Regions from separate parts of the Homo sapiens genome. Here region 2 is linked to region 1. Evidence: chromatin contacts called from ENCODE Hi-C or POLR2A ChIA-PET data. All regions are on one chromosome and are shown on one strand. Each heading gives the region's core, a stretch centred on a gene start or an enhancer-like site at or near the end of the contact. The rest is flanking DNA. Distances are from core to core; before and after follow the strand shown.

Evidence for each region. A loop is a pair of places that touch in the nucleus more often than their neighbours do. ChIA-PET counts read pairs that join two places held with the same protein, here RNA polymerase II (POLR2A). Pooled maps may share reads with other maps.
Region 2: a pooled map shows a loop between it and region 1 (2.2-fold over the local background). The contact joins two enhancer-like sites. A Hi-C loop is called at or near these places in 3 of 50 pooled maps. POLR2A ChIA-PET finds 5 or more read pairs at or near these places in 6 of 52 experiments (B cell, GM12878, H1 and 3 more).

The regions. Positions count from the first base shown.
Region 1 is chr15:84,630,702-84,636,486 of GRCh38, reverse strand. It overlaps the pseudogene SCAND2P and the pseudogene EGLN1P1. Among named protein-coding and RNA genes, the nearest start is that of WDR73, 21 kb to the left of the region's middle. RefSeq lists silencers at 2,200-2,279, 2,750-3,099 and an enhancer at 4,594-4,643. Within about 2 kb of position 2,351, at least 6 of the 41 ENCODE cell types and tissues checked have a DNase peak (open chromatin) inside an H3K27ac peak, as active enhancers do.
Region 2 is chr15:85,022,071-85,027,855 of GRCh38, reverse strand. All of the region lies in intron 1 of PDE8A (phosphodiesterase 8A), which reads right to left. Among named protein-coding and RNA genes, the nearest start is that of PDE8A, 43 kb to the right of the region's middle. Within about 2 kb of position 3,044, at least 5 of the 41 ENCODE cell types and tissues checked have a DNase peak (open chromatin) inside an H3K27ac peak, as active enhancers do.

The DNA.
Region 1 (5,785 bases), core at 1,102-3,601:
ACCATAACTGGCCTTGTTTTTCAGTTTTGATAACACACCTGAGTCATCTAAATTGGTCTGGGGACACTTAACTGTTTTAAGGATTACTGCACCTTAGTTTAACCCTACCCTTTTGCCCTTCCCACCAACCAGACCTAAAATCTGTCTCCAACTGTAACCTATTGGGACCGGTAATCTCTGACTCACATAAGGAAAGGTGCTACAGGCTCCCCTATGTTGTTTTACAAAACATGCCAACCGAGGTCCTTCTTCACTTTGGAGGTGCCCATTTAGGATCCCAGAAATTCATGCGGTCAGCCTGAGGTCAACACACCAATCTTCTAAGTAGAAGGGAGCTGTACCTTCTACCCCACTTTCTGCACTCACAGAGTACTTCTATGCCCTCCCCACAGAAGGGTACTTCCTTCCTCCCCACACTGCTGCTACTTTTTTTTTTTTTAAATCTGATTTTGCACTTTTTTTTTTTTCTAAGCTAAACATCTTTCAGTACAGGTAAGAAGACTGGCATCACATCTGGGAAGTGCCTTAACAGATATCTGAGGAGTTACTGCACATTAAGTCGGTAACAACACACTTCGGTTTCAAGGCGTATGTAATCTTCCCTTGATGCTCTTCAACAGAGACAAGGTTCCTGTCTGTAGATCAAATAAATCACAGTATTAGGAAAAAAAATAACAGCAAATTTGGAAGTACAATCAACTTAAGGAGAAGCAAAGGAAAAGACTTAGAAATGGGACATTATTGTCTACATCTAGAGGATACATGTATCTGAAAGCTTAAGAAAGCCCTTATCTTAGGAACTTGAAGCTGAGGATAATCTCAAGTTCACTTAGTGCCAGTCACTTTAGTTTTTAAAAAAATTTAACTTAAACCCCAGCCTAGGCAACATGGTGAAACCCAGTCTCTACTAAAAATACAAAAATTAGCCAGGCATGGTGGTATGTGCCTGTAGTCCCAGCTAGTTGTGAGGCTGAGGCGGGAGGATTGCTTGAACCTGGGAGACAGTGGGGTTGCAGTGAGCTGAGAATGCACCACTGCACTCCAGCCTGGGTAACAGAGCAAGACTCAAAAAAAAAAAAAAAATTAAACTCTTCTTATTGTGTCTTTTTCCTTGTAAGACATTAACTAAAAGTTACTGGTAGTAAATGGTGACTGTTTTACAATTGGGTTTCATTATTGACAATATCAAAAAAAAGCAGCAATCTTTAAGAGTTCAAATTAGTGTAAGATAGGAAGGACTGCAAAACAATCTGATTTTTCAGTTGTAATTAAAGTGCTCCTTTTCTTATTTTAAGTAAAATAAAATTAATCAGTCACTGGCAACAATCATTATTAAGAGGTCTTTTAGGGCAAAATTTAATAGTATGAAGAGGTTTACAAAAATAGATTGACGTTATTTTGAGAAATACTGTAATTTTTTCTCAATTCAGTTTTGATAAATTGTACCTAATCATAGAAAAATTATTCCAATTCAAACTTGACATATATTAAAAAAGTAGAGATGAAATTAACTCAGCTACGTAACAGATCTGGCAAAATATAAGAATGAAAAAAATTCTACACAGGGCACTTATTTCATATCCAGAGGTAAAAACATTTTCTATTAGTAGCTTATCTTCTTCCTGTAAGCAATCACAGATTCTAAGTTGATCATGCGGTACAAAGTCACAGCAGTCAGAATCTTCTGTTTGATGCAACACACAAAGTTGTTTGTTTCCTTACTAAAATGCGAACTGGTTGTCTATTTTTCTTTATCCCATTTATTCGTATTCACAAATTAACAAATAGCGTCAACAATTATTGTAGGTGAAGTGGGGTATTGCTGGATCAAAGGCTCTATAAGACGTCTTTACTGACTGAATCTGAAGGTTTATTGAGTTCAATCCTCACACCTTTTTCACCTGTTAGATATTTTACTTTAGCTCGTGCTCTCTCATCTGCATCAAATACCAAACAGTTATTGCGTACTTTGTAGCATATGCTGGTTGTACTTCATGAGGGTTGCGATGGTCAGACCAGAAAAACAGCAGTCTATCAAATTTGGGTTCAATGTCAGCAAACTAGGCTTTACCTTCTAGAAAAATTCGAAGTATACCTCCACTTACCTTGGCATCCCGTTCTTTAACGTAATGTAATACATTTCACACGTCTTCCGTCTCCATTTGGATTATCAACATGACGTACATAACCCGTTCCATTGACCGGATAACAAGCAGCCATGGCTTTTGTCCGGCCCGGGGACGCGCGAGGCGGGGACGCGGCCGCCGCGGGGTCGGCCGCGGACTTGGCCTTTGCCTTGGCTGCGTCCCCGGAGGCGCTGTCCCGGCGCCTCGCTGCCTTCCTGGCCTCCAGGGCCCGGTCCCTGGACGGCGGCGCTGCAGCGGGCGGCGCGGGGCCGGAGTCCTGGTGAGGGCCCCCTCCGTGGCCGAGGGCGCCCTCGCTGCCCTGGCACACGAGCTTGTGCTTCTTCCAGTCCTGGCGCTGGCGCTCCTTGCAGCAGAAGGAGCTGCGGCTGCAGCGCAGCAGGTTCTCCATCTTCCCGCACAGCTCGCAGTACTGCCGGTCTCGCTCGCTCGAGCTCGGCTCGCCGGGCCCGCAGCTGTCATTGGCCATGGCGACCGCAGCTGAGCAGGAGGGGTGCGGCCGGACGGCCTCGCCCGAGGCTGGGGAGCGGAGAGAGAGATAGGGGCCGTCACTGCGCCATGCACCCGCTACCCTTGACTCAAGGAGGCTGGCACCCAGGGCCCTCGGCCGGGTCGCTTCCGAGTCCTAGGCTCCGGCGCAGCGCAGGCGGCCGCCTCAGCGCCTAATCGCCGCCGTGGGCTGAGAGAACGCGGCCTGTGCGGCGAACGGCAACCCGGGCTCGGGCGCGCGAGCCTGCGGAGCGCAAGACCGGCCCCCTCGGCTGCCGCCACCGCCTCAGCGTCCCGGGCGGCCCGGCCCAGGCTGCGGAGGAGCGCAGGGTAAGCGGGTGCCGCTCGCTCTGCGCATTCTGCACGTACACCACGGTACGGCGGCGACCCGGCCGTGCGGCGCGCGTGGGCCCACACTGCGATTTCTTATCACTCTTGCGGACGGGCTAGAGTTCGTTCTATTTTGGGGCTGTGCTTCAACTGTTCCTCTGGTTCTGCTGTGAACTTCACCATTGCCTGGAACAGACAGATTCTGTCTGTGCTTGCTTCGGATGGATGTTTAGAGAACTCAGTACTGATCCTGAGGGCTCCTTCTTTGAGAGCACATCCTGTCCCTCTTCAAGGACTGGAAGTGGTCAAAATTCTGTAGGGACTAAAACTTAAACATCCCAAACATAAAAAAGCAGAGGAAAGGTTGGGTGCAGTGGCTCACGCCTGTAATCCCAACACTTTGGGAGGCCGAGGTGGGTGGATCACAAGGTCAGGAGTTCGAGGCCAGCCTGGCCAATATGGTGAAACCCAGTCTCTACTAAAAATACAAAAATTAGCCGGGCGTGGTGGTGGGCGCCTGTAGTCCCAGCTACTAGGGAGGCTGAGGCAGGAGACTCGCTTGAACCCGGTTGGCGGAGGTTGCAATGACCCGAGATGGCACCACTGCACTCCAGCCTGGGTGACAGAGCGAGACTCCCTTTCCAAAAAAAAAAAAAAAAAAAAAAAAGCAGAGGAAAAAGCCAGTCTTATGCAAAAGCCTGCAACAGCAGTAAAGACGGCAGACATGTGGAAGGCTTTATGGAGATAAGGCCATGGACCACTGCATCCTGGCCACCCAGCTCTCTGGGGACTGCTCCTACCTGCCTTGCCAAACCCTAGGCAAAAAGACATAGGATAATTCAGGTGTTTTGCAATAGGCTCAATAATGTCGACAAAGACCACCGAAGCCGCTTGCCTCTGGCTGGCTGCTACAGAGTGAGAGCTGTTCTCCAAAAAGACATCCCTGTCACATGTGCTCCTCCCTGATCACAGTGAGGCTCATACCATTTTAAGCAATTTTCTTATTTAATGGCAGGGACGGACACTCAGAGCAGCCAATGTTGTGCATTCTCTGAAGAGTCAGCCTGAACTTGGAAGGAAAGTTGCAGATACCATGACCACGAAATAAGCAAATTCCAGTTTAACATCAATAGTGAAGTATGCCCACACTGCTAGTAACCCAAGGCAGCTCTGTCTCTCACATACCTCTATTTTAACTGTTCGGAACTATGTTTTTATAGCTCACCTCCAGCCTCTGTCTTCCAGGTTCTTTCTGCAAGTCTTCCACCAGGGCCACTGCCTCCTCTCCACTCTCCGGATGCTGCTGTCTGACCCAGATCTGGATCTCCTGGAGAAGGACAGTCGGGAACTGTTCTAGGACCAGCAACTCCAGGATCTGCTCTTTTGTACACTTCTCTGGCCTTAGCCACTGACAACAGAGCTTCTGGAGCTGGAGGAGGGCCTCTCGGGGTCGTGATGCTTCTTGGTAACGGAAATGCCAAAAGCTCTGGCAGGATGTCTCTGGTCCAGGGTAATTCCCTTGAAGGGAAATTTCCTGCTCCCAGTGGGAATCTTCTTCCAGTTTAACTATTTGGAGATCTTGTACTGAAGGAGTCTGGATTTGTTGGTCCACAGCTACAGCCATTGTTCAGGTCAGAGAAGAGCTTTGCAACCGCACTCTAAAGCTCAAACCTCTTCATCACCTCACTGGGAAGCCATCTTAGAACTTCCACTTAGGAGTCACTAAGTGGAACTTCTCTTGAAATTCTAGAGTCAGAGACATACATTACAAAGTTAACTCTAGTAAAAATCGCAAGTGTTAGCCCAGCAGGCTTGAGGTGAAGAAGAGAGCCTTCCTGTCCCAGCCCTGTTGCATGCCCTGGTGCCTGTGGAGTCACTGGTGGGGTGGCAGTTCCGGAAGTTTGATAAGAGGAGTCAAGGGCTAGTGACCTGGTTGAAAAGTAGAGGAGCTTGAAGCTGAGAGAATACGGACGATTCGGCCCCGTGACATGTTCTTAGCGGGGACGCAAGAAGCCCGAGCCCAGGTCCCAAACACGGCTATTCGGCTAGCCACTGAGCACCGGAAGCGGAAAACCTAGCCCCAGAAGGACTCCGTGTTCTCCGGAACTACATTTCCCAGAGGCCGCCGCCCGAAGACAGACAGCAGCGTTAGCCCATAAAATGGGAGAATATCTCAGGCGCCTATTCGTTTCAGACGAATCATTGATGACTTTTCTACCAGCTGGGTAAGTGGGGCGGGGTCGCGAACCGCAGCCACAACTCGCGCACCTGGGAGGGTGTGGGTCTTGCCTCCCAGGGGAGGTGGAGATCTCTCGCCCTGCGCGGCCCTGGTGGTATGAGCGAGAGGGGTCTTTACAAAAATTTTTTGTTTTGTTTTGTTTTTTATTTTTTATTTATTTATTTATTTTGAAGCGGAGTCTCGCTCTGTCGCCCAGGCTGGAGTGCAGTGGCGCGATCTCGGCTCACTGCAACTTCCGCCTCCCGGGTGCGAGCAGTTCTCTGCCTCAGCCTCCCGAGTAGCTGGGATTACAAGGCACCCACCACCACTCCCGGCTGATTTTTTTTTTTTTTTTTGTATTTTTAGTAGCGACGGCGTTTCACCATTTTGGCCAGGCTGGTCTTGAGCTCCTGACCTCATGATCCACCTGCCTTGGCCTCCCAAAGTGCTGGGATTACAGGCGCGAGCCACCGCGCCCGGCCTTTGTTTTGTTTTTAATAGAGACGAGGTCTAACTATGTTGCCCAGGCTGGTTTTGAACTCGTGGGCCTCTCAAAGTGCTGGGATTATAGGCATGAGCTGCCACGCCAGTTTATAAAGTATTT
Region 2 (5,785 bases), core at 1,795-4,294, 390 kb before region 1:
ATATCAGAAAAATGACAGGAAGGATATGCAACCAAAAAAAAATCAGTGGTAAATAATACCCTCCTCTACGTGGTAAAATAACAGTTATCTGTATTTTCTAGTTTTCTAGAATAAACATGTCTCATTTTAATAAGAAGAAATAAAAGCACAGAATTGTGTAAATTTCCTAACATACGTGAGCAAAATTTACCATTTAATCGCACTATTCCCAAAAATTGTTTTGCAATGCAGTGTTTTATAAGATGACAGTAAATGCCATTGCTCAGTCATCTTTGCACATTTCCTTGAAAGGGTAGGAATAACTAAACGCAGTAAGTCACAGCAAGGGGAGGAAGGCAGATTGTTTTGGCAACACACATAGCATGTCTTTTCTTGCAGACCCCAATCTCAGTATTTCCTTTTGATTTCAACACTGAAGGTAGAAAGCCTTTCCTGAGATTGCTTTACCACAGACACCACCTTGCTCAGGCGAGGTAGCTGTCTCTTTATTATTATGAATAGTTCTTGGGCTTCCAGATGGCTAAATATTTTCTGACTGTCTCTAAAAAGAAGTATGTCCTCTTCATTTCACATTTGTTTGCTACTCTAGGAAACTGACTGGCAAAGATTGGACTAAAACTTTAAGGAAGTTTTGACTCCTGGCCCAGACCACAGCCCATTCTGCAGCACACTGACTCTCCAAGTCTGGTCCACAGTCCAACAAGGCCTTCAGGGAGTCCTGGAGGGCAAAGAAAACAGGTCCCAAAGGACTTTTTGTTCTTACAGGCAAAGGACAATCAATTCCTTAGGTTCTCATCTTTATAACAAAGAACCACACAATAGTAACCTATTAACTGAGGTATTAAGAGATAAAATTTGGTGTTCATAAACCAAATTAGATGTTACTACAGTTAAGCAGTGTTTTAAAAAATGTTTTTGTAGACCACAGAAAGAAAAACGTTACCTCATAAACCAGAACACACAGACACACATAACTGAAACACAAGTTTCACAATGCCTTTTTTGACTACATGAGGCACTCTGTTGTTCTATATTCTAACTTGTTTTATTTTTTAAATTTAGTTTTTTTGTTTTGTTTTGTTTTTTGTTTTGAGACAGGGCCAGGCTGGAATGCAGTGGTATGATCACAGTTCACTGCAGCCTCAAACTTTTGGGCTCAAGCATCTATCTTGTTTTAAAATGAACTTGTAGTAGTTTTAAAAACAGCCACAAATCTTTTGACTCTCTACCCATTGAGAGATGGGGATATAGATCTCCATCTCTCTATCTCCACCTCCCTTGAATCTGTGCAGGCTTGAGATAGCATCCACAAATCCGGAACAGAAGTGATGCCATGTAACTTCAGAGGCAAGGTTATCAAATGTCCTTGTTCTTTTGGAACACTGGCTCTCTAAATGCTTCCTCTGGGGAACCTCTCTCTTGGAACCCAGCCACCACACTGTGAGAAGCCCAGACCACATGGAGAGTCTACATGTAGGTGTTCTGGTCATTGGTCCCAGCTGATTCCACTAGCCTTCAAGGCACCCCAGCCCAGACATCAGATGTGGAGTAAAAGAGCCTCCAAATGATCCCAACCCCCAGCCATCATGGAACAAAGACAAGCCACCTCCCATTGTACCCTGTCCAATTCCTGAGCCACAGAATCCATGAGCATAATAAACGGTTACTGTTTAATGTCACTAAGTTTGGGGTGGTTTGTTTCACAGCAATTTAACTGGAACAATAGTGCTAGGCATAATCTGCTAAACTGATGTCATGACCCATTAGCAGGCAGTTTGACAAACACGGGTTCAGAGGTCACTAATTCCATATTTGAAGCCTGGCACTCAACAGTGCTGAGTTTCCACTATTGAATCTGTGCATATTCATACAAGTTGAAATTTTTGCAACTAGGGATGGATGGGATGGGTGTAGTGGGGTAAAGCAGATTACAGAGTGTTTTGCCCCATATATATGGTCAGCATCAAAAAGGCGTGAGACTCACTGGGACCAAACCTGAAGCTCAAAGGTGGGCCACATTGTTCTGGCCCGAGTCTCAAGGTGTTCCTGGCTTCCTAAGGATAACCTGATGTCCTTGTGCCAAAGCAGACACTTAAAGACTCCAGTGCCTTACAAAGACTTTTTGGTCTAAAGGTGGCCTATGTACCTCTATCCACTTCAACACTGTCAGCCCTCACTACAGTTTCAGGTTTTTCTATTAATGAATAACTTTCATCTAAATATAAACTCAGATTAATCTGTTAAGGATTAGCAGTCTAAAAAAGAGGGGGGATGATAAGAAGCATTTCTGGTAGATGGAGAGCATCCAGCAGGCCTGGGCCCAGAGAATTTAAGTGTAATTGGTTAACTGGGCTTTGGGTTTCTTTCTTTAAATGTCACTAGTTACGATAATAACATAGTACTGCCTGCCCCCACACCCCCTACCCACCCCCCTGGAAAAAACAGGAAATTCATGAATAGGACAGGACTCCCAGGAAAAAACGCCTGGGAATGGGGGCACTGAGGAAGCCTCCCAAATGAAAGGGAAGCTCTTCAAGCACCTCAAGAAAGTAGGTCACTTCAGGGAACTGGCTTCAAGGGAGTGCCCCTTAAAAGCAAAGTGATCCAGTTCAAAGGGGTAGTGGGAGTAAGGGTTGGGGGAGCCTCAAGTCAAAATTCAGGTGACTTCAAAAAAACAGGTCTGATCCAGGACTTATGGTGGCCTTAGGATGTGAAGAGCATAGTTATATTACATTCTTGGTGACCACAAAAGCAAGAACAAACAATTCTCAGTCTGAAACAGTGAAAGAAAAGGTTTATCTGATTTATACACAGCATGTTTGCTCCAACCCATAATGGAAAAACACCAGATAAATCTAATTTGTTTGTTTTTAATCTGGATATGCTGTTGTTCAATGCACTTTTTAATGTGTAATGCACACAGATCATTGAGTTTCTGAAAAACTGTATCTGGAGCATTGGTAAGCTAAAGCCGCTGTTCAAAAGAATGACTAACAACCACAACAGCAGCGGCAGCCCCATTAACACATCTGAGCCAACAAACACCAGCATGAGACACACTAGAAGCAGAGAAACTAGAATGAACAAGTCCGAATTTTTGCCTGGCACATAGGTCACTCAGTAAGAGTCAATAGGGGAATGAAATGCATGGGCAAACTACTGGGAAATTTTGGGCAGCTAAGGAAGACTAAGAACAAAGAAGTTTCTTTTGACCCCCTCTGCTGAGGGTAGAGAAAAGCAAAAGGGAAGTTAATGTAACAAAAAGCCTACGCAGTAGGAGTAATAGAGGGTGAAAAGAAAAAAAAAAAGCCTAAGCAAGATGAAAGACTGACTGGCCCACATAGAAATTAGTTGGTCACTAAAAGAGAAACAACCTGCATGGAACTTGGCTAAGGCCAAACTAAGAAAGGGGCTTGTAACTTCAGAAAAAGATTCAAGATGAGCTGACAAAAGAAAGTCACCTATTAAGGAGAGAAATTACAAACTAGACCAAATTCACTTCTTAAATGGCAATTTCATATAGTTCAACCAAATATATGCCAGGTACTGTGCCAGGGATGCAAAGATACAGTCCCTGCTTTCATCAAGGAAGTTATGGTCTAGGGGAGGGAAGGACAGCAGACGATGATATGGTATGATACCTGCTAAGTTAGAGATAAGCATAAGGAACATAGGGACAGATAGACGGATCAGAGGGTTCAAGAAAGATTTCCCGGAAGAGGTGATCTCAGAGCTCAGTCTTAAAGGGCCAGCAGGAGTTAGCCAGGTAGAGAAGGTAGGCAAGGGAGCTACAGGAAGAAGAAATACAAGCAAAGGCCCAATGACCAACTTTTTTTTGGAAATCTGAGCAAATTCCACTCTTCGTAGCATCAAGACATCTTTGGAGGCTGTGGACAGCCAGTTCCACCAAACCTCCAGGTCCAAACCATCCCTGATCCCTTGGCAACCAAAATGCCATCTTTTAAGTGTGTTCATGCCATCTGGCCTCAATACTTCATTCCTGCTCAACTCTCCCTCCTTCCCTGAACACTTGGAACACTGTCATCCCCCCTCCACCAATGTCCTCCCATCAACCTGGTGGTGTCAATGTCCACATAAATAACCCATCCACCAATTTCAAGTTTTCTCACAACCCAGTGATCTTCACCTTACCCTGCTCCACTCCAGCCCCTCATCAGCCAGAACTGTCCCATGATGAAAATGCTAAACTCCAATATTCTACTCTCTAATATTCCTATGCTGCTAGCAATCTTGAACCTAATTCCTCCTCCAATAATTCTCTGACCTTCTCAAGACATTCACTCTTTTACCCTCTCTCCAATCCCACCTCCCCAGTTCTGTATAGACCACCATGGAGTCATAAACCACGTCTCCAAACAAAGTCCAACCCTCTTGTCCCACTCTCTGTTCTCCTACCTCCCTGGCCTTCCCACCACAATATGTGGCAAAGCCCCATCCCCAACCAACCCAATTATTTCCTATGCTTCTCCACCTGAGCTGATAACCACTGCGGGAGAAAAATAACAGAGCCTTGCAGACTGAGGCCACCAAGAATTCATGGTCTCTACCACCAGAAGCCTAGAAATCCTTTGGTGAACCCCAGACAATGCTCTTATTCCCCACAACACTTTCCCTATTCAGCGACGTCCTCAAGACGTGTACCTGCTAACTCTTAGGACATAATCTCACTCCTATTTCACAAAGCAAAATGAGGCAATTAGGGAACAACTCCTTCAAATGTTTGCCTACTCATAACCTGAAAAACAGTACTGTTCCCTTCCCTTCATTCCTTCCAACTTCCTCCTGAGTGTCCGTTCTCTTGCCAAGAGCTAACCCCATTACCTAGGTCTACCTTTTCAGGGAAACTCCCTTAACAGTCCCCTCTGTCTTGATCGTTAATCTCTCCTACTGACTCTGTCCCTTTAGCATGTAAACATGTTCATATATCTTCATCTTCCATTCAACAAAATAAATATTCTCTTGATCCCATTAGATATAAATCTGGCTAGGTCCGGTGGCTCACGCCTGTAATCCCAGCACTTAGGGAGGCCAAGGTGGGCAGATCATCAGAGGTCAGGAGTTCGAAACTAGCCTGGCCAACATGGTGAAACCCTGTCTCTACCAAAAATACAAAAAAAAAATAGCCAGGTGTGGTGGCATGCACCTGTAATCCCAGCTACTCCGGAGGCTGGGGCAGGAGAATTGCTTCAACCCGGGAGGCAGAGGTTGCAGTGAGCTGAGATCACGCCACTGCACCCCAGCCTGGGCGACAGGGGTGACAGAACAAGACTCCATCTCAAAAAAAAAAAAAAAAATTTTGCATATATATGACACTACCATGCCATAGCCCCTTCTGAAAAATGCCGCCTTGCCTGGTTTATTCTAGTTAATATGATCTATGTCAGACATTACAAAAAAAAAAAAAAAAACACTTCCAATACCCAGACAAAGCTGCCTGGGTGGACTGGTGCTAGAGCTAGAGAAGAGCAGACAGGCAGAGGCAGGGTGCCCCGTCCAGCATGGGTGAGAACTCGACCCATCCAGGTCCTGTCCAAACAGATATAACAAAATGTGAAGCACCCATGTCTTTGGACCAATGCTGAGATCTAGCTGCCCTTTTCTACAAAGCTGCTGTACATCTCAGCTGAAAAGAACTAAGACAAACCCCAAATGGCTGAATAACAAGCTGTCAAAACATGCTACCCATGAGTTAAAATTCACCATTTGGCAACTATCCGTGGTATTAGCTATTTCAGACAAAAATGACCAATGAATGTTAAAACTA